Linked DNA regions of Homo sapiens: region 1 is linked to region 2. Evidence: chromatin loops called from intact Hi-C (ENCODE). Cell type or tissue: IMR-90. All regions are shown on one strand. Each heading gives the region's core, and the rest is flanking DNA. Links, peaks and the distances in the headings are about the cores only. Region 1 overlaps CDK5RAP2 (CDK5 regulatory subunit associated protein 2). Region 2 holds the start of LOC105376253 (a long non-coding RNA gene).

Region 1 (5,378 bases), core at 134-5,133, 68 kb before region 2:
TGGTAGTTAGCATCATGATTATTCAGTGACGTTTTGTTCGGGAGGAGAGAGTCCTGTCTTTTTTTCTTTGTGGTACACTTTCTTTATCACACTTCATGAGAATTTTTGGTAGATCCTCTGACCCTTGGGGCACTTGTTTCTACAATTCAGAATAGTATTTTTGAAGAGTGTATGGAAACTTATTGTTTGCCTGAGTTCTTGCCAATCTGTACTTTAATTGGGGGCTTTATAAGGTTAAAAATGTTGCAGAAGAATCTTTGTTCCAGCCTTTGTTGGCTGTGTGAAATCAAAGAAGAGCTGACCTTGTACAGTTTCAATTTTTCTAAAAGTATATATACTTGTACAGCTGCAGGCTTTTAAAAATTGTACTCTGTCATTTTTCCAATTAGTGTTAAGGTCACAAAAATTCAATTCTAAAATGGTCCAAGTATTTTCTTTCCCCTCTTTTATCAGATACGATTCATTAGTTCAGTCCCAAGCCAGGGAGCTCTCCCTTCAACGGCAGCAGATTAAGGATGGCCATGGCATCTGTGTCATCTCCCGTCAACACATGAACACCATGATTAAGGCATTTGAGGAGTTGCTGCAGGCCAGTGATGTGGATTACTGTGTGGCCGAGGGTTTCCAGGAACAGCTGAATCAATGTGCTGAGCTGCTGGAGAAATTGGAAAAGCTATTTCTCAACGGTAGGTAGGGTGAGGTACGCGAGTCTTAAGACATCAGTAATTGACCCAGGACTTCTTGGAGGGGCACAGGAGGAGCTAACTCCTTGGCCTTAGTTATCTTTCACCCCTCTGCCTTGATGAGGTGACAGCAGAACCACACTGGCTGCTGCTTCCTCCCAGTGACCACTTCCACATGGCTTGTGGTCGGCACTGTTACAAACCAGGAGTCCAGTTTAGACGCCTCAGGGGCCGGGCTGGTGAGGTACATGAGTGAAGCCAGCCAGAAGGCACTGCCTCTCACTCAGCAGTGGTCACGTAGTTGCCAGTTCTTGCATCTTACAAATTTTCCAGAAAAGATGGGATTTTTTATTTATTTATTTTTTTTTGTGAAAACTCATGTGTTTTAAATGTTGGCAAGCAAAAAATCCAGTCAACCAAGCAAAATTTTTATCAGTTAAAAAGTATATCGAAGAGTTAAGGATGGCCAGAGGAAGGGTGAAAGAAACCTTTGCTATGTGCTAGGTAAAATTTTTAAAATAATTTTTTTTTGAGACTACAGCAAAGAACTCCCATTTACTGTGCACCCAGCTTCATCAGTTGTTAGCATTTGCCACATTTGTTTTATCTTTCCCTGTCTGTACACACACGCGCTCTATTATTATCTTTCTGAGCTCTATGAGAGTGGATTGATGCTATGATGTTCCTTTCTCCCTAGATAATTCAGGGTGTGGTTCCTCAGACCAAGGAAATTCTCGTGCATAACCATGGTATTGTTATCACAATCAGAAAAGGTGTTGTCTAATATACTATTATCTAATATACAGCCTATATTTGAATTTTTATAATTAATTCAATAATGTCTTTTATGACAGTTTATTCTGGATCCTGATCCTGGTCCGGGATCCAGTCTCCACGTTACATTTAGTTGTCATGTGTCTCTCGTCTCCTTTAATCCGGAGTAGTTCCTCACCCTTTCTTCTTTTCGTGATGTGAACATACTTCAATAGTTCAGGCTAGCCCCTCGCTTTGGGATTATCTGTTCTTTCCGCAAGACTCAATTCATGATTAGATTAAATTGGTTAGATTAGATTGGCTATGCAGTTTTGGCAGGAATGCTGCATAAGAGATTATTTTGTTCTTATGGTGTTTTCTTAAGGAGGCACACAATATTAATCCCGTTTTTGGTGATATTAACTTTGATCACTTCCTTAAGGTAATGTCTGTCAGTTTTCTCCAGTGTAAATTATATTAACCTGTGTAATGAATAATTTGTAGAAGATACTTTGTTATTCTGTAAGTATTCTCTTCCTCTTCAAACTTCTACCATGAGTTTTACCATATATTGATGATTCTTGTCTGAGTCAAATGTTCCTATGACAGTTTTTTTCTAACACTAACATTTTTTAATCACATTCCTTCTTCATTTATATTAGGTGGCATGTACTAGAAGAATGCATTCTCTATTAATTCCTTTTATTACTATATTTCTTGTTTGTTTATGATCAGTGTGGGCTTAAAGATTCTTATTTTATTCAATGGACTATTATCCATTCTGACATTCATATTATATTGTCCCAGATTTGGTAAGTGGCAGTTTCTTTTGACATGTCTCCATCTTTTTGGGAGTACGTCCTTACTTTCTGGGACAAAATAGATTTTCCATGCTCATCCTGTACTGCTTCTGCCCTGAATGAGCCATTTCTCCAAGAGCCTTGATTCCTTTTAGTGAGGAATGATATTTAACCACCAAGATTTGGTGCTAGGTGTGTTCATTGCTACGAGGGTATCATTGTGTCTAGGCCCTTTAGCAGGCGTGTGTGTGTGTGTGTGTGTGTGTGTGTGTGTAAATGTGTAATTTATTTTTTAAAAAAATCATTACTTCACAATGGTGCCTTTAATTCCAGTCCAGACTCACTGGGTTCTTTCCTGTTTTTCCCGCTTCCACATTTTTACTTCCCTTCTCCAACACTAAGAACCCTGGCTCTGACAACATCACCATATCTGCTGATTTACTCAGTTCTGTAATATATACACATAGTTCCAGAATTACTCCACCCTTTCCACTGTGAAAAACAAACCCACTGGAAGAGTTTAAGATTTGTTTATTAAAGTAGTTCTCTTTGTTTTTAGGCTAAAAATACATTATAGTATGTTCTTGAATTTAAAAGTTGTTTGGTTTCATTCTTTGTACAGCTGTTGTTGGGTTAGTCATTTGAAACACAATTAGATTCATTTGTTTTTATTTGTATTCAATTTTAGAGTTTTCTACCCTATTTTTATTGATTTAATTTTTTGAATATGTATAACATTAGCATGATTCCAGAGTCAAAACTGTATCCTTTTAAATTGCTGTGTGAAGTCATTATTTTTCTCCTTTTCCCTTATCTCCAGTAGTATTGCTTTCCATTCCCCTTTCTCTCTTAAACCCATTGGGACTGGACTCTGAGTTATCTCAACCCCTCCACTGAAACAGTTTGCCTGACACTAACAACTTCCACTTTGCCAAATCCAAGGATCAGTTTTCAGTCTTCATCTTGCTCAGACTGCAGCAGTATTTGACGTGTTGATCCCTCCCTCCTTGGCTGACTTGGCTTCCAGACGATGCCACTGAGAGTTCAGTTCTCCTCTCCCTCCCTGGCTGCCTCTGTGCAGCCCCGCCTTCTGCACGTCTTCCATCCCTGACCAGTCCTCACCACCAATTATTGCTGCCACCGCTTCAGCTCGCCTCTCTTCTCTCACCTGGATGCTGCAGGCCTCTCCTGTTTGGCCTCTGGGCTTCCATCCTTGTCTCACTGTAGTGCATTTTCCACACAATAATCAGTGATCTTTTAAAAATGTAAGTCAGATCATGTCCCATCTCTGCCCCCAAATCAAAGCCTTTCCTTTTCATTCAGTGTAAAAGTCCAGATAAGGGCCTGCAAAGCCCTGTACCATCGCCCTGGCTGCACTCTCTCCTTACTTCTGCCGCCCCACCCTCTCCTGCTTCCCCTCCCCAGCTACTGACCCTGCAGTTTTTCTAGCATGCCCAGGCCAGCTCCTCCTTCAGGGGCTTTGCACTTTCTCTTCTGTCTGGTGTCCCTGATCCCTTCAGGCCTTGTCTCAAATGTCATCATATTAACGAGGTGCTCTTTGACAGCTCTTTATGAAATAGCAAGGCACCCCTGCCTATCACTGACATTCCCTTTTTCCCTTACCCTGTGTTATTTTCCTCGGTTCTACCCACAACCATCTCGCATGTTATGTGTTTACTACCCGTAACCATCTTAACCATCTTGCATGTTATATGTTTTTTATTCTGCCTTCCCTGTAGAAAGTAAGCCCTACAAGGGTGCATGGATCTTGTCTGTTGTGTTTGTTGCTGTAGTGCTAGGATATAGATAACGTTTGATGTATGGTGGACACGTAACACATATTTTGAGAGAATGAATAAATGAGTGAGTGAGTCAGTGAATCTAGTGTTACAGCTGTGGAGAGTGTGGCCCAGTGAGAGTAAGCAACTCATCTGTGACCATTTGTGGAGTGAATGGCAGAGCTGGGATTTTAAATCAGGTCTCTGGACAAAAAACTTTTCCTACTAGAGCTACTTGTATTATAGTTGGTATCATATAGGTTATTTGATTTAAACTTCACAATGACCTTGGAAGCACAATGTATTAGTTCAGTTTTATAGATGATGAACTGAGGCATAGAGAAATAACCTTACATATTTAAATAAATGGGCCTAGTAGTGAAGAATGCAGTCATTGGAGCTGGGCTGGCCAGATTAGAGCTCTGGTTTCCCACTCGTAAGCTGTGTACCTTGGGAAATTTACTTAATTCCTTGCCTCAGTTTCTTCTTTCACCTGTAAACTTAGCATTCTAATACCTAATTGGTGGAGCCTTTGTAAGAATTAAATTATGGATGTGAAGCCTTGCTTGGCTCAGTGCTGGGTGCATGGTTCTTACGTACTGAGTGCTTATTAGTATTTGTACTTGCTGTGAGTTGGGGCTTAATCCTCAGAACAGCCTGTTTTTCAGGTGAGGAACTTAGACTTAACAAATAAGAGTTTGTTGTTCAAAGTCACAACTGACTTGGCGGAACCAGGATTTAACTCTGTTCCTCTTGTCTTCATATGTACAAAATAGATGGTTTATGATGGCCCACATAGTTCATTTAATTCCAGGATAGAACATGGGATAGTTTACCCATCTGGGCCTAGTGAATGTTTTCCCCCAGCTTTTGCGAAGGGCCCAGCAGCTTAGACCTGCTGTAGACTGGTTTTGCTAATACCGGTTCCCAGGACTTTTGAGGACCAGGGTATATAGGAGTACCTGACTTTTCCCAGCTTTATGAAAACCTACTTCCTTGTAGCTAAGGGTATTCTAAATAAGCTAGTTTTCATTTTATTAGTGGAGAACTATCTGGGTCCTCATGATAAAGCCGTATCTTCCAGGCCCAAGTCATTTTCTGTCGGCCTCTTCTTGAAGGCTCTCACTCTAGGCCCTAGGAAGTGGAGAGCTGAGAGTGGGTGCCTCTGGCACCAGCTGCCCTCCTTCCTTCATCTAGCCACTCCCCTTGGTTTATTTTTTAGTTATTTACCTTGACACACCCAAGGAGAGCCTACTTATTCTTTGTGGGTTCTGCAGGCAGACGAAGCATTTTAGACTTAGCAGATAACACAAACATAGAACTTGATTTTCTCCTACAAAAAGCATAAAAGTCCCAGAAACCTC
Region 2 (5,378 bases), core at 319-5,318:
GTGTTTATAAAGTACGTTTTCCTGTTTTATTTCACCATCTCAACAACCCCATGGGGTAGATAGTATTATCTCTATTTTGGTAACAAGGAGGCTAAGGTCAGAGATGCTAAGAATTTTGTCCAAGTTGCATAGCTCCTAGCAGGATTTGGACTTTTGGCTGGCCGTCCAAATGTCGAGTTTTGATCACACCCCTTGTGACCATCACTGTACCAGATGGTGTTCTGGCCACTGAAAAACACTGGTGGCCTGATCCTGAAAGCCTTAGGGTCACCATTTGGGCTGTGGTTCTAACACCTTTTCCTGGAATTCCTTGCTGGTGAACTCCTCTTCTTTCTAGAAGATTCCCTGGGTTAGCACCACACATTAGCAGAACATATGAGCCAAATGGCTTTCCCAGCCTTTTTTTTTTAAGCAAAAGGGGAATTCAAGCTCGGCATGGTGCCTCATGCCTACAATCCCAGCACTTTGGGAGGCTGAGATGGGTGGACTGCTTGAGCCTGGGAGATCAAGACCAGCTTGGGCAACATGATGAAACCCTGCCTCTACAAAAAATACAGAAATTAGCCAGGCCTGGTGGCATGTGCCTGTAGTTCCAACTACTTGGGAGGCTGAGGTGGGAGGATCACTCGAGCCCAGGAGGTTGAGGCGGCAAATGAGCTGAGATCATGCCACTGCTCTCCAGCCTGCGTGACAGAGTGAGAGTCTGTCTCAAAAAAAGAGGTAGGAGAGAATTCAATGGGTAAGATAACAGAAATCTGAAGAATAATATATGCTTCAGGCACATCCAGGGATTCAATAATGTCATCAGCTCTGATGTTGCTTCAGTCTATATGCAGATTCGTGTCCAGTAGCAGGCAGATGGATACAGAAAGCCCCAGGGTACCATTCTCCTGACTTGACAGTGCTGGCCTAAAATCAGCATCTTCCCCAACAGTGCTGGTGAAAAAGTCCCAGGGAAGGTTCTGATTGGCCAGGATGGGTCATGTGACCACTCCTGTGGCCACAAGGGCAGGTCTGCCCTACCTCACACATGCAAATGGGTATCCCCAGGGAAAGAGGGGTGTTCTCACCAAACAAAAACAGATGTCTATCAACAATTGAAGCTTTAAATATAGTTCTATTTCTTGACTCATCTTCTTTGGACATATTTGTTGCCTCTCTGCTGAGAAAGTTGAGGAATTGAGCACACTTTATTGCCTTCCAACTCTCCTGTCCCTTGCTGAATTTTGCAGTTACAGACATTATTCTTATTTCTTCTACAGATTGCCTTTTTAAGTTTTAATAACCTACTATCTATTTCTTGATTTATTTCTTTTGGATTGTAAGTATTGATCTCTGCTATGAAAAATAAAGAAGTCCATGTACTTACACTTTCTTCTGTGTTTCCCATCTGCACCCAATTCTTGTTAAATAATTATTCTTACATTGTCAAGGTTCATAACATTTATATTCACTCTGTTACCATAATGGTCTTTCATGATTTCTCCATAGGTTATTTCTAAAATTTTAAGCCCAATAAAAATATCATTTATATATTTTAGATTGTGGAAATACTCACTGCAGAACCAAGTGATGTGATTAGGCCTGTAGAGATGAGAATGTAATCAATTCTATGTCTGGAAACCCTTACTGCTCAAAGGGAATGTTCTAAACATCAGGGTCAGCAGATTCTCTTATAATTTGGTTTGCACTTTCCTTGATCTTAACTTATCCTTAGATATCATTATTTCCTGTGTCTACTCTTTTTCTCTTTAATGCCAAACTTACCATTTTAATGATTTTAAAGTGTATAAATCAGTGGTGTTAAGCGCATTCATAATATCATGCACTCATCGCTGCTGTCTAGTTCCAGAATTTTTTCCTTACCCTAAAAGGAAACCTTCCATCTATTAAGCAGTCACCCCTCATTCCTCCCTCTCACCACCCCCAGCAACTACTAATCTGCTTTCTATCTCTGTGGATTTGCTTGTTGTGGACATTTAATATAAAGGGAATCATATAACATGTGGCCTTTTGTGTCTGGCTTCTTCATGTAACAAAATGTTTTTAAGGTTCATCCATGTTGTAGCATGTATGGGTGCGTCATTCCTTGTTCACAGCTGAATGATATTCCATTGTATGGATGCACCATATTTTATTTATCCTGTCATCAATTGATGGATATTTGGGTTGTTTCCACCTTTTGGCTATGGTGAATAGTGTTGCTGTGAACATTTGTGTATCAATATTTGTTTGAGTTTCTGCTTTCAATTCTTTTTACTTTTTTTTTTTTTGAGACAGGGTCTTACCCTGTCACCCAGGCTGGAATGCAGTGGTGCAATCACAGCTCACTACAGCCTCGACCTCCTGGACTCAGGTGATTCTCCCACTTCAGCCTCCCAGGTAGCTGGGACTACAGGCCATGCCCAACTATTTTTTTGTATTTTTTTTTTTTTTTTTTTGAGACGGAGTCTCGCTCTGTCGCCCAGGCCGGACTGCGGACTGCAGTGGCGCAATCTCGGCTCACTGCAAGCTCCGCTTCCCGGGTTCACGCCATTCTCCTGCCTCAGCCTCCCGAGTAGCTGGGACTACAGGCGCCCGCCACCATGCCCGGCTAATTTTTTTTTTGTATTTTTAGTAGAGACGGGGTTTCACCTTGTTAGCCAGGATGGTCTCGATCTCCTGACCTCATGATCCACCCGCCTTGGCCTCCCAAAGTGCTGGGATTACAGGCGTGAGCCACTGTGCCCAGCCTGCTTTCAGTTATTTTGGGTAGATGCTTAGGAGTGAAATTGTTAGATCGTATGGTAATTCTATGCTTAATTTGTTGATGAACCACCGAACTGTTTTCCAAACTGTGGAACTATAGAACCCTGGGTAAAACTGCTTTTCTTTGGAATTTAGAAGCTGTGGGAGGCTCAATGGTTCCCCTAAAATATCCAGGTCCTAATTCCTGGAATCTGTGAACATTATATGGCAAAGGGGACTTTGTAGATGTGATTATGGAACTTGAGAGGGAGAGATTATCCTGGACTATTCAGGAGGGCCCTAAATGTAATCCCAAGAGTCCTTCCTAGAGGGAGGTAGAGGGAGATTCATCTAGAGAGGAAGAAGATGATGTGACTACTGAAGCAATGTTCTGTGCTCCTGCTGGCTTTGAAGCAGGAAGAGGCCGGGAGCCAAGGAATGTAAGGAATGCAGCTCTAGAAGCTGGAAAAGGCCAGGAAACCAAGCGGAGTGTCCTTTGGAGCCTCTGGACGGTGTGCAGTCGGACAGCTTGGTTTCTGTCTAATGAAACTCATTTCAGGCTTCTCACCTCCAGAACTGTAAGAGAGTAAATCTGTGTTGTTTTAAGCCATTAAGTCTGTGGTCATTGATTACAGCAGCGCTAGGCATTTAAGATAGAGGCCTTGCTATTTCCTACAGCATTCGGTAGGGTGGATAACTTTGGTAGGCAGTGTTTTTGCTCTCCAGAAGCGTTTAAAATTTTCTCTCTTTTTTTTTTTTTTTGAGGTGGAGTCTCGCTCTTGTTGCCCAGGCTGGAGTGCAGTGGCGTGATCTCAGCTCACTGCAATTCCCACCTCCCAGGTTCAAACAATTATCCTGCCTCGCCTCCCAAGTGGCTGGGATTACAGGCACCTGCCACCACGCCTGGCTAATTTTTCTTTTTTGTAGTAGAGACGGGGTTTCACCATGTTGGCCAGGCTGATCTGAAACTCCTGACCTCAAGTCATCCGCCTGCCTTGGCCTCCCAAAGTGTTGGGATTACAGGCATGAGCCCAGTGTGCCTGGTACAAAATTTCTTGCTTATCTTTGGAATGCCAAAAATCTCACCTAGAGCTGCATCTTTCTCATTCATCCTGCTTGGCGTTAGTGCCTTCTGTTCTCTAAGGCTGCAGGTATCCCCAGCATCCCAAATGCAGCCCCTTGACAAATCTCCTGATGACATCCCCATCCCTGAGGCCAGCACAGCTGTTGGCATTAGTGACTTGGAGCCTGGACCTTCTTTTAGCCTCTCTGGAAGTCGCAGGGTAAGTTCTGCTGTCTTGGATCGTGGTTTGCTCAGCTTTCCCCTGTCAATTCGTTGGTGCGTTTTTACTTATTTTTTTACTTCAAACATTTTAAAACAGATACAAAAGCAGAGACTAGCATGGTGAAATCCCAGATGCCCATGATCCAGTTTCAACAGTGATATGGTTTGGATCTGTGTCCCCACCCAAATCTCATGTTGAATTGTAATCCCCAGTGTTGGAGATGGGGCCTGCTGGGAGGTGATTGAATCATGGGGACAGATTTCCCTGTTGGTGCTGTTCTTGTGATAGTGAGAGTGAGTTCTCATGAGATGTGGTCATTTAAAAGTGTGTGAACCTCCCCCTCTTCTCTCTCTCCTTTCTGCTCAGGCCCTGTGAGATGAGCCTGCTTCCCCTTTGCCTTCCACCACAATTGTAAGTTTCCTGAGGCCTCCCCAGAAGCAGAAGTCGCTATGATTCCCTATACAGCTTGAAGAACCATGAGCCAATTCAACCTCTTTTCTTTTCTTTTTTATTATTTTAAATTCTGGGGTACAAGTGCAGAATGTGCAGGTTTGTTACATAGGTAAATGTGTGCCACGGTGGTTTGCTGCACCTATTGACCTGTCACCTAAGTGTTAAGCCCAACACACGTTAGCTATTTTTCCTGAACTTCGCCCTCTCCCCACTTCTCCCCTCTTCTGACAGGCCCCAGTATGTGTTGTTCCTCTCCCTGTGTCCATGTGTTCTCATCGTTCAGCTCCCACTTATGAGTGAGAACATGTGGTGTTTGGTTTTCTGTTCCTGTGTTAGTTTGCTAAGGATAGTGGCTTCCAGCTCCATCCATGTCTCTGCAAAGGACATGATCTCATTCTTTTTTATGGCTGCATAGTATTCCATGGTGTTTATGTACCACATTCTCTTTATCCAATCTATCACTGATGGATATTTAGGTTGACTCCACATCTTTGCTATTGTGGATAGTGGTGCAATAAACATACACATACATGCATATATATATATATATATTTTTTTTTTTTTTTTTTTTTTTTTCTTTTTTGAGATGGAGTCTCGCTCTGTCACCCAGGCTGGAGTGCAGTGGCGTGGTCTTGACTCACTGCCAGCTCCGCCTCCCGGGTTCACGCCATTCTCCTGCCTCAGTCTCCCGAGTAGCAGGGACTACAGGCGCCCACCACCACGCCCGGCTAATTTTTTGTAATTTCAGTAGAGACGGGGATTCACCATGTTAGCCAGGATGGTCTTGATCTCCTGACCTCGTGATCCGCTCGCCTTAGCCTCCCAAAATTCTAGGATTAAAGGCGTGAGCCGCTGTGCCTGGCCACATATATCTTTATAATAGAATGATATATATACTTTTGGGTATATAAC

What was found. Peaks named below come from ENCODE experiments on the same cell type or tissue, not always from the same donor. Only the 100,000 strongest peaks of a DNase experiment are listed, where the experiment ranks them.
Region 1: a loop joins it to region 2, with 4 times the contacts of the local background. A loop is called at or near these places in 2 of 110 quality-filtered maps.

What each region holds. Positions count from the first base shown.
Region 1 is chr9:120,432,603-120,437,980 of GRCh38, reverse strand. It overlaps CDK5RAP2 (CDK5 regulatory subunit associated protein 2), which reads left to right. Exons shown (of 38, transcript NM_018249.6): 25 at 454-686. Among named protein-coding and RNA genes, the nearest start is that of CDK5RAP2, 140 kb to the left of the region's middle. In IMR-90, for the core only: no CTCF peak of the experiment used is centred there; DNase peaks (open chromatin) are centred at 2,680, 3,220 and 4,090; H3K27ac peaks cover 2,152 bases.
Region 2 is chr9:120,364,595-120,369,972 of GRCh38, reverse strand. LOC105376253 (a long non-coding RNA gene) reads left to right here and starts at 3,118. Exons shown (of 3, transcript XR_002956934.2): 1 at 3,118-3,305. RefSeq lists a silencer at 916-1,116. In IMR-90, for the core only: a CTCF peak has its summit at 3,057; a DNase peak (open chromatin) is centred at 3,122.